Linked DNA regions of Homo sapiens: region 2 is linked to region 1. The links are chromatin loops, found by intact Hi-C in ENCODE. Cell type or tissue: body of pancreas. All regions are shown on one strand. Each heading gives the region's core, and the rest is flanking DNA. Links, peaks and the distances in the headings are about the cores only.

What was found. Hi-C counts contacts between places; a loop is a spot of excess contacts. Peaks named below come from ENCODE experiments on the same cell type or tissue, not always from the same donor. Only the 100,000 strongest peaks of a DNase experiment are listed, where the experiment ranks them.
Region 2: it touches region 1 in a loop (2.4-fold over the local background); 50 of 110 quality-filtered maps call a loop at or near these places.

The regions. Positions count from the first base shown.
Region 1 is chr7:963,889-972,320 of GRCh38, reverse strand. COX19 (cytochrome c oxidase assembly factor COX19) reads left to right here. Exons shown (of 3, transcript NM_001031617.3): 3 at 2,865-7,469. The coding sequence ends at 2,943. Among named protein-coding and RNA genes, the nearest start is that of COX19, 7.4 kb to the left of the region's middle. RefSeq lists enhancers at 4,250-4,750, 4,751-5,251, 7,722-7,831. In body of pancreas, for the core only: no CTCF peak of the experiment used is centred there; no DNase peak of the experiment used is centred there.
Region 2 is chr7:897,531-903,355 of GRCh38, reverse strand. ADAP1 (ArfGAP with dual PH domains 1) reads left to right here. Exons shown (of 11, transcript NM_006869.4): 7 at 2,740-2,823; 8 at 3,192-3,254; 9 at 3,866-3,937; 10 at 4,095-4,323; 11 at 4,407-5,456. The coding sequence ends at 4,435. Among named protein-coding and RNA genes, the nearest start is that of GET4, 24 kb to the right of the region's middle. RefSeq lists enhancers at 1,290-1,349, 3,408-3,994, 3,995-4,582 and a silencer at 1,710-1,779. In body of pancreas, for the core only: no CTCF peak of the experiment used is centred there; a DNase peak (open chromatin) is centred at 1,645; H3K27ac peaks cover 483 bases.

The sequences.
Region 1 (8,432 bases), core at 3,464-5,963:
GGGCCTTCTCAGCGGTGTGGACTTCAGTGAGGCCACGTTCTGCCTTTGGGGCTGTCGCTTAGGCTCTTCCAGGGCTCACATTTGTCCAAGGGCCACACTGAATCTGTCTCTTACCATCTCTGATTGTTTAAGTAGCACGCTGGCTGGAGCCACGTGTTTAAATTAGTCTTAAATTAATGCATCTTTAGAAAACTGGAACTGAGAATTTCTCCATGGCGCTGCCAAGCTTTAGAGACGGTGTGAATTGAGCTGTGTTCATGTGAGGGTGTGAGCAGGCCTCCTGCCTCATGCTCAGCTTCCCCTTGAGACTCCCGAGGACAGCTGGGAGGAAGGGAGCCAGGGCCAGTGCCTCAGGTGGTCTCGCAGATTGGCCAGGCAATGTTTAGGCAAATGTTCAGGGCATGTGTTCTGATTTCATTGTTTTTTTATTTTTATTTTTATTATTTTTTTGAGACGGAGTCTCACTCTGTCGCCTGGGCTGGAGCGCAGTGGCATGATCTCAGCTCACTGCAAGCTCCGCCTCCCGGGTTCACCCCATTCTCCCACCTCAGCCTCCCGAGTAGCTGGGACTACAGGCGCCTGCCACCTTGCCCGGCTAATTTTTTGTATTTTTAGTAGAGACGGGGTTTCACCGTGTTAGCCAGGATGGTCTGGATCTCCTGACCTCATGGTCCGCCCACCTCGGCCTCCCAAAGTGCTGGGATTACAGGCGTGAGCCACTACGCCCAGGCTTTTGTTGTTTTTTGTTTTTGTTGTTTTTTTTTTCTTTTTAAAAATTCTGCTCTTTCTATAAGGTCAGTTATTTTGACCGTAGAATTTCGATTGGTTATTTGTTCATGAAAATCATCAAACATACAGAAGTTGAGGAGTCTACCTCCCATAACCGGCACCCACCCTGTTTTTAGCCATTTCTTTTCTTCCTTTTTCCTTCTGTGCTAAAATCCTAGACATTACTTTACTCCAACCTCCGTGTGTGTCTGTTTTAGAAAATGGACCACAATGGAGTTTTTAAAGTTGTCTCTTGAGGACTTGGACCATGTTTGCCTGATGTGAAAATATAGGTGTGTTTCAGATGACCACCGTGGTCTGAGATCTCAAGCCTCTGCAGTGATTTAGAAGTTCGCGTCCTGTCCTGGGGATTAGTTTTAGGCACCGGGTGTCACACAGACACGCTGGTGGAGCAGCCTCACCCGCTGCCAGCAGCACAGAGTGTGTGGGGGCCTCATGGGATGATGGCTGGGCCTCCTGGCTGGGTTGTGGGGAGGGTAAAGGAGGCCATCCCTGTAAAGCACGCAGCAGGATCGGGGGGCATGTCACCATGTGTGAGTTCACATGATAGTAACTATTGTCCTGAAGAGTGTGGGGCCCATAAAGAGTCATGCTGAGTCGTGAATTTCACGCCTCTAAGATGGCTGCACTGCGATAAACAGCTGGGAATTATTTTGGCAAGAAGTGGTGGCTCACATCTGTAGCCCCAGCACTTTGGGAGGCCAAGCAGGAGAATCACTTGAGCTCAGGAGTTCAAGACCAGCCTGGGCAACATAGTGAAACCCTATATCTACAAAAAATTTCTTTAAAAATTAGCTGGCTGGGTGCAGTGGCTCACGCCCGTAATTCCAACACTTTGGGAGGCTGAGGTGGGCAGATCACTTGAGGTCAGGAGTTCAAGACGAGCATGGTGAGACCCCATCTCTACTAAAAATATAAAAATTAGCCAGGCATGGTGGCAGGCGCCTGTAATCCCAGCTACTTGGGAGGCTGAGGCAGGGAGAATTGCCTGAACCCGGGAGGTGGAGGTTGTAGTGAGCCGAGATCATGCCGCTGCACTCCAGCCTGGGCAACAGAGTAGGACTCCGTCTCAAAAAAAAAAAAAAAAAAAAATTAGCTGGCCGGGCAGTGTGGCTCATGCATGTAATCCCAGCACTTTTGGAGACCAAGGTGGGTAATCACATGAGGTCAGGAGTTCGAGACCAGCCTGACCCATATGGTTAGACACCGTCTCTACTAAAACTACAAGAATTAGCCGGGCGTGGTGATGTGCACCTGTACTCCCAGCTACTCAGGAGGCTGAGGCACAAGAATCACCTGGACCTGGGAGGCGGAGGCTGCAGTGAGCCGAGATTGCACCACTGCACTCCAGCCTGGGCAATAGAGCGAGACTGTTTCTGGGAGAAAAAAAGAAATTAGCCACGCATGGTGGCATACACCTGCAGTCTCAGCTACCCAGGAGGCTGAGGCGGGAGGATCACTTGAGCCCAGGAGTTCAAGGCTGCAGTGAACTTGAACCGCTGATCACACCACTGCATCCCAGCATGGGAGACAAAATGAGACCCTGTCTCTTAAAAAAAAAAAAAAAAAAAAAAATATCAGATAACTGTCGACCTGAGTCTCAGTTCCATCTGGGTGGATGGCAGCCTGAGGTCTCCTCTGCCAGGGTGCCGTGGACAGTGGCAGGCACAGGTTCCAGGGATTAGGGCGTGAACACCTTTAGGGGTCATTATCCTGCCAATCAAAGCAAGTCTGAGAGGTCAGCGTGAAGCTGTTGTCCAGATACATCTTTTAGCAGGACGTGGGGAAGTGTTGTGTGCTGGGGGCAGCGGGTGCAGCTGCCCCTCTTGGACATCCCAAGAGGCCCCAGGCCTTAGGCCCTGGGACGTCTCTAGGTGGTCATGTCCTCATTGTCCTGTTGACTCTGCCCAGTGGGGAAGGCACCAGCCACGGGGGCCGAGGCCGAGGGGCCACTCTCCCAGGACATAGATGGAGGTGGCAGGACCCCCGGTGTGCGCTGGGAAGCCGGGGCCTGCAAGGGCCCCTCTTGTCCTCTCTGCACCTCCCGCCCTGACAGCTTTCTCTTTTTCTTTTAGAAAATTGATGCTACAAGAACCATTGGAGAAACTGGGATTTGGAGACTTGACTAGTGGAAAATCAGAGGCAAAAAAATGAATTTTGATGAGAAGACCCCTGGGCCGTGTTCAGTGGTCTCTCAGGACGGAGGGCATCATCCTGCCTCTTAGGTTGGCTGAGGCCTGCGTGTGGTGTCCTTAGAAATGGGCTTCGAATAGAAGCTCCAGCCCTGTGGGGGCGTCTCCTGGGTAGGGAGTGGCGTCCCGTTTTCCCTTAGGAGGGTGTTTCTGCATTGAACCCCTGAGTGGGACGGCGTTCCCGGCAAAGCTGGGAGGGAGGCGAGCGTGGGGCAAGACCCTTGTCTTCGAGGCCGGGGCCCTCTTGTATGGGGCGGTTTTATGTTGCAGTCCTCTGATACTTTCTGAGTTCAAAGAGGTAAATGTATAAATTTCAGTCCCTTCTGAACACAGATATCATCAGAAAATTACCATTCCCTAGCAGGATGTTTTCGTGTTTGTATTCGTATATGCCAGTTCATTTCCTTTGAAAAAAAAAAAAAGTGGAACACAAAGTAGGAAGTGAGAACCTTCTGGCTTTGGATGGATTGACTTCTTGATTCTTTCTGGTTTTGCCTGAACACCAAGTAGCTTCATAATCAAAGGGTCATTTTCTGGTTTGTATCAGACCGTATTTATAAAGTTGGGTATTTAATTTCAGTAACTCCTGTATTTTAACAGAAAAAGAACCTGAGTCCATTTGCAGTTAGGCTCGCACCAGCTGTCTTCTGTGCCAGCCAGCTCCGCCCGAGACCCCGGCACGTGTTCGCAGCACAGCCTGGCAGGGGCCCTGAGCGGAGTTCTCAGCCCGTCTGTGCCAAAGTTGCCTGTGGGTCACGGAAACCCGGCCCATGTCCACCCAGTGCGTCAGGCCAGCCGGGGCCCAAACCTGTGGATGGAACGCAGGTGCCTGCACATCTGGGGCCTCAGCCAGACCTGTCTCCTTCCCAGGCACTGTCGGAAAGGGGCTGGCTCCTGTCTGGTCAGTGGAGGATGGTGGCAGGAGACGGGGTGGGGAGGTCCAGGTCACGTCCTCTCTGGCGACCCTGGCAGTGGCTGTCTCCAAGCCCTGGCAGGTGGGGCCACCAATCTGGCCGACCTCAGGCTCTGGGAAACAGGCTGCCCTCGTCCCTCTGCCTGTGGGTGGCTGAGGCTTCTCAGCCCATCTCCAGTTCTCTGCAGCAAAGGCCCTCTGTTTCTGTCCTGCAGTGGTGGCCCTTTCGTGGTTAAACATGTCCCTCCCCTCCTCACAGAACTGAGTACCTATTGCGGCTGGGCCCGCCCAACCCTGTGTCCCTGCACCCATGGGTTCTACCACCTGATTCGGCTGCAGCTGTCACTGTCCCGTGTCTGCTCTCTGTCAGGCCTCTGAGTGCTGCAGACGTATTAACATATCACCGCTAGTTGATGGAAAGTCTTGTTTCTTATTAGAATATTTTGTGTAGGCACAGGGTTGCCCCAGCACTGTCTATAGCAACCCCAGTGTCCTCACAGTGCACGTGAGCCGTGACGCAGCCACCGTGGAGTCGGCGCTGACGCGGTGTGGCCACGTGCCATGAGCTCGCCAACGCAGTGCGGCTATATGGCGTGAGCTTACTGTGAAGTGGAGACAGGCAGGGACACAGGAAACTACAAACGAGAAATCCAGAAGGAGGAGCTGGAACTGATGGGCATAGCCGGCCGCGAGCCCCTCCGAGCACCCCTGGGGGTGGAGTTCTGGCTGTCATGGCAGAGGGTTTCACATGCTCAAAAAGTAAATGAACCAGGATGTGAGGGGAACACAACAGACCATGCCGACGGAGCTCCCGGGCCCAGGCCGGGGCCTCTTCCCATCGCACTCTGACCCGCCGTCGGGAGTGCCCAGGCCCGGGTCGGGCCTGCCTCTCCGCTCGCACCGCACTCTGACCCATCAGGAGTGTGGGGAAGACCGTCGACCAAAGGTGGGAAAGACAGGAAAGATACTGTACTCTAAGTAGTAAATTTGTTTTTTGCGTGGACGATTCTGAAGCTGTATTCTGAGATGGAAAAAACTAGAAATACATCGTGGATGATGAGAGCCAGGTGTATTGAGCTCCTGCTTTTCTAACGTACAAAGGTAACTGGATAGAGAAACGGAGTGATCGCCCTCACCTGGCCAGGGTGTGCTCCGAGACCCCAGCAGGTGCCGAAGCCGCGGATAGTCCCGAATCCTGTCCAGGCGCTGTTTTTTCCTGTACGTACCTGTGATCAAGTCTGAGATGTGACAGCAAAACTGACAGAACTTCGTGCTTCCCTCTTCAAAATGTCACAGATGGGCACTGTGTTCTTACCGGAGATCTTAGCAACCTCGGCATCTGGCTGTTTTTCTTATAGGTCAGGAGTTTCCACCTTTTCCCTTAAAGGAAGCGCTTGGCAGCTTCTCTGGTGTGTCTGAGTCGCCAGCATCACCACTGTCCTGTTCTGGGGCCATTCTTAAGTAAAATAAAAGCTTCTTGGACCCAAGCACCACATCACCGCGATGGCTGGTCTGATCACCGAGATGGCTGCTGAGTGCCTGGCAGGCAGGGTGGCGTGGATGGCCCGAAACGCTGGACGGAGGGAGGGTTGATGTCCCAGCAGGACGGCTGCTCAGAACAGCACAGAATCAAAAACTCATGAATGGTTTATTTCTGGAATTTTCCACTTAGTATTTTTGGACTGTGGCTGACCATGGGTAACTGAAACCGTGTGTAAGGGGGACTGTTGTGAGGGGCTGTGCACAAATGCTTCCCAGCTCTTGAGGGCCTGGACGCAGTGACCCGTGCACTCAGGGTCTTGGCCCTGATACCATTCTGTAACCAAAAGGAACCAGGGCCAGGCCAGAGAAGGTATCAGATGAGCTAGAGAGTGAAGAATTGCTGGGATGAGGAGACTTGTTGAAATAACACGGGGGGATGGGAAGGAGCATACGGTGGCCAGCCTGGGGCAGTGTGAGCGTGAAAATAAACAGGCTGGGCGCAGCGGCTCACGCCTGCAATCCCAGCACTTTAGGAGGCCAAGGTGGGAGGATCACTTGAGGCTAGGAGTTCAAGACCAGCCTGGGCAACATGGGTGAAACCCTGTCTCTACAAAACAAGAAAAGTCAGCCGTGCGTGGTGTCACCCGCCTGTAGTCCCAGATACTCAGGAAGCTGAGGCAGGAGGATCACTTGAGCCAGAGGTTAAGTCTGCAGTGAGCTGTGATTGTACCACTGCTCTCCAGCCTGAGCAACAGAGCCGGACCCTGTCTCACCAAAGGAAAAAAAAAAAAAAAAAAGAAAGAAAATTAATTATTGTAATGGGCTGTAGCCCTCAGAATAAATTGATATCCAGTAGTCTATACAACATAAGTAATTGCGTAAACATGTCAGTGGGGGGAGGGCCAGGTCTGTCTTATTAATTCTAATATAGAAGAAATTTTGGGAACAGGAAACTGCTGTTGCAGAAACCACACTGGTGACAGGTGCAGATTACAACCCTCAGCGGGCCGGGCGCCAGTGGCTCACGCCTATAATCCCAACACTTTGGGAGGCCGAGGCAGGCAGATCACTTGAGGCCAGGAGTTCAAGGCCAGCCTGGCCAACATGGAGAAACCCTGTCTCTACTAAAAATACAAAAATTAGCTGGGGCTGGTGGCGTGTGTCTGTAATCCAGCTATTCGGGAGGCCGAGGTGGGAGAATTGCCTAAACCAGGAGGCAGAGGTTGCAGTGAGCAGGGATTGTGCCACCACACTCCAGCCTGGGCGACAGAACCGTCTCAAAAAAAAACCCTCAGTTGCCATGAAGTGAGTGGTGACGTGTGGTGTGAAGCAGGTGTCTGCTGTCTTGAGAAACCTCCCCTTGAGATGCATAGTGACCTCCGAGGAGACAGTCATGTCACAGCAGAACGGCAGAGGCCCCCTTAACCCAGCAGCCACCGCCGGGAGCGAGCCGCACAGGCCGCACCGACCTGGGGGCGTCCCTGAGGGCACGGTATCACCTCTGGTTCTCTTGCCCAACTGCATGGCCTGAATGTAATCCCAAGGAGACAACAGACACAGACCCAAACCGAGGAGCCTTCTGCGAAGTGACTGGCAGCGCTGGCCCAGTGTTATGTAAGATGTTATTTGGGGAACTGGGTATACACACTGTCCTATTTTTGGAACTTTTTGGAAGTCTGAAATTATTTTGAAATGAGGAAAAAAAAATATGCTTTGTATGAAACTATAGTGGAATAGATTGAGTCGATTCTCGTTTCAAAATAACTTCAAAGAGTTTCCAATAGGCATGATGCCGGCATGAATGGTTTCAGCAGGTCACAGGCAGAGAAGCCGGAATCCCAAAATAGCGCCATTGTGTGGACAACCTGACTCCTTACAAACGTGCAGTGGCTTCCCAACGCTGCCTTTGAGTTTCTGGGTCTGGCTGCTGAATGTGTTGTGCTTAAGAATCCAGACACCCTGCTGTTCCTGCCAGAGCTTCTCACGAGATATTTCGGGTAGTTCATCATCTGTCATGTGCAGAATGCATTTTATTTCTCATAGACGCTTGTCATGATAAGCTGGCCACATTATTAAAAGGCTCCCAAAGACAATTTCCAGAGCGTTTTCCAAGCGTTCCCCTTGGGCATGAGGTAAACCGGAGGTAGCGTGGTCGCAGGCCTGGCCCGGTGTGGCTTCCCAGGAGGGGAGGTCTGACCTGGAGGCCCAGAGCCCCCCAGGGTCGGGTCTGCAGCCCCAGGGCTGATGCGTGGGGCCTCGTTTGCACAGGCCGTGTAGCCGGAGCTCAGCACTGGACCTGTTCCACCCAGGCCTCAGGAGCAAGGCAAACTGACTTCCTGAAGCTTCCTGTATCGGTTCCTCTGGCCACAGTAACAGATTACTGCAAGCCCAGCGGCTTAGAGCACCGCAAGCATTACTATTCCAGAGCAGAGTCCAAAAGGGGCCCAGGCCAGACACGATGGCCCACACCTGTCATCCCGGCAGTTTGGGAGGCCAAGGTGGGAGGATCGCCTGAGGCCAGGAGTTTGAGACCAGCCCTGGCAACGTAGTGAAACCCTGTCTCTACAAAAAAAAAAAAAAAATTGTTTTTAACTTACCCTGGTGTGGTGGCATGCACCTGTAGTCCCAGCTACTCAGGAGGCTGAGGCAGGAGGATCGCCTGAGCCTGGGAAATAGAGGCTGCAGTGCACAATGATGGCACCACTGCACTTAAGCCTGGGAGACAGAGCAAGACCCTGTCTCAAATTACAAACAGCCCAACAGGGCTGTGTCCTCTCGGCAGGCTCTGGGGGGAACCGTTTCCCGCCTCGGCAGGCTCTGGGGGGGAACCGTTTCCCGCCTCGGCAGGCTCTTGGGGGGAACCGTTTCCCGCCTCGGCAGGCTCTGGGGGGGAACCGTTTCCCGCCTCGGCAGGCTCTGGGGGGAACCGTTTCCCGCCTCAGCGGGCTCTGGGGGGAACCGTTTCCTGCCTTCTCTGGAGTCGAGGCACCTCAGTCAGGGCTGGGACTTGGTCCAACCTCCAGCCAGCAGTGCAGCCCCTTCCGATCCCTCCGACC
Region 2 (5,825 bases), core at 243-2,742, 66 kb after region 1:
TGACAACTTCCCACGTGGAAGTAGAGGTTCCAGCTCTTTCCATCCCCTCCCACGTGCCCGTCCCCTGCCTGCCGTGCTCCGCTGGCATCTGACCCTGGGTTTGTTAGGGGGCCGAGTCGGGTGCAGCCCCTGGCCTCAGAGCACGCTGTGATCGCTCTTCCCACAGTAAGCGGCTGTGTTCCTTGCCGCAGTTGACCATGTGTTGCCGCAGACTCTCCGCAGACTGTTGTCTCTGGAGGCAGTCGGGCACCAGGAGCCTGCGACTCCCACGGCCTGGAGATCTCGCTCCTGCAGCCTCATCTGGTTCCTGGGTGGAGCCCTGCTGCCCGGGTCCTACGTCTTTCTCGTTTACTTATTCCTCTTGGTAGAAGTGATGTGCCTGGAGGGAAAGGGGTCACCTGGCACCTTGGACTGTTCTACCTCCTGCCTGGCTTAGACTGTGGCTAGATATAGAATTCTAGGTTGGAATTAATTTTCCTGCTAATTCTGAAGGCTTTGCACCACGGATTCCTCCATCCTAGTACGTTTGTCCCGCGGTTTTGAAATTCTCCAATGCTGTGCGTGTGTTGGCAAGGGTCCCTCGTCTTTTCATGTGCTGGGTACAGGCCCAGGGTGGCCCTTCCAGTCCAGTTACTGGTTTCCATGAGGTCAGGGATTGCTTTCTTATCTAATGATTTCCTCCCTCCACTTTCCCTGTTCTCATTTTCTGAAACTCCTGTTATTGGTGCTCTTAAACTGGTTCATTTTTCTTCTACTTTCTGGGAAATTTCTTCAACTTTGTCTCCAACACTGTGTTGAGGGTTTTGTTTCTGCTGTCATGCATTTAGTTTTTCAGAGAGCCTTTGGTTCTTGGAGTATTTATTTTTCTTTCTTTCTTTTCTTTCTTTTTTTTTTTTTGAGGCAGAGTTTCGCCCTTGTCACCCAGGCTGGAGTGCAGTGGTGCAATCTCGGCTCACTGCAACCTTTGCCTCCCTGGTTCAAGTCATTCTCCTGCCTCAGCCTCCCGAGTAGCTGGGATTACAGGCATGCGCCACCACACCCAGCTAATTTTGTATTTTTAGTAGAGACGGGGTTTCTTCATGTTGGTCAGGCTGGTCTCGAGCTCCCGACCTCAGGTGATCCACCTGCCTCAGCCTCCCAAAGTGCTGGGATTACAGGTGTGAGCCACTGCGCCCAGCCGCAATTTTTGTATTTTTAGTAGAGACCGGGTTTCACCATGTTGGTCAGGCTGGTGTCCAACTCCTGATCCTCCAAAGATAATTCCCCCCGCCCAGGGCAGACGCTTGGCCCCCAGCTGTGGGAGCTGAGGGAGTTTCCGCTGCAGCCTGCAGGGTCACAGAGCTCCAGCGTGGAGTGCACCAGGCATGCCCCGTCTGCCCGGAGCCCCAGAGTCGGCTCCATCTCCTGCTGGGGGAAAAGGGGCGATTTTCCAACCAGTTCTGCTTAGAGCCCCCTGCATTTCCGGGGGACCTGGAGCTGTGAATTCCCAAGGCCTTTGGGGCAGTGTGGTGTGGACGGGTTCAGCTTCCTCTAGGAGGAGGGAGGGCGGGGCCAAATGGGACGGGGCGGGCCGGAGGAAAGGGTGGGCGGGGGAAGGAGGGGAGGCGGGGCCTCGGGCTGGTTGGGTGGCGTGGGTGTGGCTTGTGGGCGTGGCCTAGGAGGAAGGGCCACAGGAGAAAGCAGGGCTGGAGGCCGATGAGGGGCAGTCGGGGTGGGTGGGGCTTTGCTGGGTGGGGCCACTGGAAGAGGACAGGGCAATCCCACTGCTATGGGAGGAGCCTGGGGCTACACCATCCTCCAGCTGGTGCTGGGCCGGGTGCCAGCTGGAGAAGCCGTGACTGGATTGGTCCAGTGCTGGGGGCTTTGCCTGTGGGACAAAAGTCAAGGCCAAAGGGGCTGGGGAGAAGCCTGAGGAGGGATGGGGCTCCCTGGCTCTTCCTGGGCAGGAGAGGGTGCAGCCAAGAGTAAAGATGGGCACCTTTCCAGAGGTCACCAGCTCCAGGCTGTAGGCTGAACAGGAGGCCCAGGGCGCAGGTTATAATGTCATGGGGCCAAGGGTCTGGGCAGACCCCAGGAGGGGCGCTGGGTCTAGGGGCAGGGGACAGCCAGGCTGAAGTCTAGACCCAGAGGGCACCCGACGTGGGGCTGGGTGCCAGGCCTGGGCTATGGGCCCTCTGTTCCAGGGTGCTGGCCCACCCCACGCTCTCCAGAGGACCAGGGCGGCTCCCTGGAGAGCAGTTTTGCTCTCTGCCCACTCTCGGTAGGGGCCACAGCTCCAAGGGCGTTTATAAACAGATGAGCCTCCCTTCTCCCACCACCCCAAGACTTGCTTGAGCTACAAAATAAGGATCTTCATAAAAATAGCACCATCTGAAAGGAAGGCAAGTTGGCCCAGGCCCCAGCAGCACCAGGGCCACAGAGTGAGCTTGGATGGCAGCCCCCGACCCTGTCCAGCCCGGCCCGGCCCGGCCCTTCGGCCCTTCGGCCCTTCTCAGGACTTCGCCGGGGGAGGCTGCACCTGCCCTCCCGCAGAGGGGCAGCCCCTGTGTAGCAGCCCCGGCCTCAGCGTGGGCACAGGGGCCAGGCCTGCGGCAGGACTGCTGGGAGCTGAGGTGCCGGGGAGGAGGAAGGGGCTGGGCTCTGGGGGAAGCGGCCCCTCTGTGGGGACCCCAGCCCCTCTGTGGGGACCCCAGCGCTGCAGCCTCCTCAGCCCAAGCCTGTGCCCACCTTTGCCCCTAGGAGATTGTGGACTGGTTCAATGCACTCCGAGCTGCTCGCTTCCACTACCTGCAGGTGGCATTCCCAGGGGCCGGCGACGCAGATGTGAGTGGCGGCCCTGCGGTCAGCTCCAGGGCAGACAGGGGTGGTGGGGTGGGGGGTGGACGGAGCCCTCGTGCCCTGAGTCTGGGATGATGTTGAGCCCTAGGGTGGGCCTGGGACTGGCCAAGGGCTCACCCTGACGTGCCTGCAGCCCTCCTGCCTCACTCTAGAACTTCAGCTCAGCCAAAGGGGAAAGCGGGGAGGGAAGGGGTGGCAAGCAGAGGCAGAAATGTGGATCCTGCGGAGGCTAAGCCAGGCCTGGGCCCTGACCTGGTGGCCCGGGGTGAGGGGAGCACAGAGGGGCACAGCCAGGGAGGGGCTCGGCCTGAGCTGCACTTCTGAGGTCCCCTGCCTGGTGTGTCCTGCCCTAGCTGGTGCCAAAGCTCTCCAGGAACTACCTGAAGGAAGGCTACATGGAGAAGACGGGGCCCAAGGTGGGTGTGCCGCACGTGCGGCCTGGGGTGGCCTGGGGTACGCCATGGTGGGTCTCGGACTGAAGTGCAGCAGCCTTGCCAGCTGCCGCCTGTGTTTTAAACTGGTGTCTGGTGGGTCCTCACAGCCCCTTGTCTGTGCCTGGCCGGGGTCCCCGAGGACTCGGGCCACTGTCCTAGGCTTTGGTTAGACCCTCCCTGCCCGCTCACGTCTGACCAGCTTCCTCACCCACGGGACCGTGCACCTGCGCGGCCAGGGGCCCACATCTTGCCATTCCCTGAGGCATAATGTGGGAGGGAGACACAAATCCTGGGAGTCTTGGTGGTCCCGGAGGAGAAGTGCAGGTGTGAGGGCTCGTAAGTGAGGCCTGGGCCCCCATCTGGGGCCCAGGGAGGGCTGGGGGACCTGGAGGAGCAGGAGGGAGGTGCCGTGTGGAGGCTGGAGGACAGGCGTGTGCGGAGGCCTCGTGGGGCGTGGCCAGCGGCAGGCGTGAGTGAATGGAGGTGACTGACCCGGGCCAGTCTGGGCCCTGCCCTCCGGGGTGTGCTGTGGTCAGCTGGATGTAGGGCCTGCCTCGGCGACCTGCCGGTCACGGGCCCTCTCTGACCCACAGCAAACGGAAGGCTTCCGGAAGCGCTGGTTCACCATGGATGACCGCAGGCTCATGTACTTCAAAGACCCCCTGGTAAGGAGGAGCTGTGGCCCCAGCACGGGAGGGCAGCTCACTGGCTGGGGTTGCCAGATGCGTGACCAGGAGGGCGGGTGGCCTCCCGAGTCCTGGCCTGAGTGAAGCGGGGCTGGAAGGGACATGGCCCCGCCTCCAGTGCGGTCCCCACCCACAGGACGCCTTCGCCCGAGGGGAAGTCTTCATTGGCAGCAAGGAGAGTGGCTACACGGTGCTGCATGGGTTCCCGCCGTCCACCCAGGGCCACCACTGGCCACATGGCATCACCATCGTCACGCCCGACCGCAAGTTTCTGTTTGCCTGCGAGACGGAGTCCGACCAGAGGGAGTGGGTGGCGGCCTTCCAGAAGGCGGTGGACAGGCCCATGCTGCCCCAGGAGTACGCAGGTGAGGGGGGCGGGCGGCCGGCGGCCTGGAAGGGCTCCCAGCTCCCCGCCGCTGTGACAACGCTGGACCCTGTTCCGTTGCAGTGGAGGCGCACTTCAAGCATAAACCTTAGCGAGTGCGGCTGGAGGACCACGGACATTGGACTCACTGTGGCTGGACGGAGGGGACCCGTGGATGGGGGGGCTCTGGCGTCCTGAGGCCACCTGGCCCCACCTGCTCCTCAGGGCAGCCCGGCGCGGCCAGGTAGGGCCCGAGCTTCAGCTTCCAGGATGCTTCTCTGGAACCTCAAGGCAGGCAGCCCAGGCCCTGGGCCTGATCTCTAACCCCGTCATGCTGCTGCTGACCACACCCAGCCAACCTGCCCCTCCCTGACCCGGGGCCCCCTTTCCTCCAGGGCCCAGTCTGGCTCCCGAGCTCAGACACAGCCCCCAGGAGCCGCCCACCACGGCTGTGGGAACTTCCAGGCCTCAGCGCAGAGCCCTGCTTGGGGCCAGCACGGTGGGCAGCTGCCGGCCGCTGGGGACTGGGCCCTGCTCGCATGCCGCCCCGCCCTCCCCCCACCTCCACGACTATTTATTGAGCGCCTGTTGTGTGTCACGGGGCTATGAGGGCCGTGGGGTGTTTGGGTGGATTATCCACACAGGTCCCGGCCCCTGCCCGGGCTGGAGTTGCCACAGCCTGTGCTCCTGGTCCTCACCTGGAGGGGCCAGCAGGCTGCCGTCCCACCACACGTGGCCTCTGCGCCCAGCACGGTGCTCGCCGACAGTGGTGTCTGAACCCTTGGGGACGAGGGCCTGGGCCGCGGTGAGGCCACCAGAGGCAGGAGTGGCCCTGGGGGTCCCGGGCACTGTCGCGCTTGCTGCAGGCGGCCCAGCCGTGTATTTATTTTTCACCTATCTCCTTCCTGTCAAGGCAGGCCGGGCTCCAGGGCTCCCCTTGCGTGGGGCATGTAGGTGGGGGAGGCGTCTGCAGGTCACCTGGGGGGCCCAGCCCTCTCCCAGCCTTGCCTGGCTGAGCTGTGTTCCAGGGGAGCCCTGGACAAGCCCTCATAGGCAGGGAGGGGGTTTCCGAGGCCAGGCATCCGCCGCCCCGTGTCGCATCCTGGAATAAAATGTGGCTCTGGCATGGTTCCAGCTGTGTGTCCGAGGATGGAGTGGGGAGGAAGTTGGGCTGGGAACACGTGGCCCTGCCTCCCTGGCTTCAGGAGAATCTTCGTCTGCTCCCAGGGACCTGACAGGGCCCTCGCTCCCTGAGGTTTGGAGGGAGGACACGGTGTCTGAGCTAGTCACAGCGCCATGCTCCTTGTACACGGGAGACGGTCCCTACCCGAGGTGCCCCCCAGCACCCCTTCCCCAGGTGCCCCCCTTCCCCAGGTGCCCCCTCCATCTGAGGCCCGCCAGGCAGTTCCTGGGCAGAGTCCACAGCCTGAAAGCCAAGCCAAGCTCAGCATGAAGGACAGTGTGGGGGATGCATCCCGGGTCGGGGGTCCCCTGTGCCTGCCA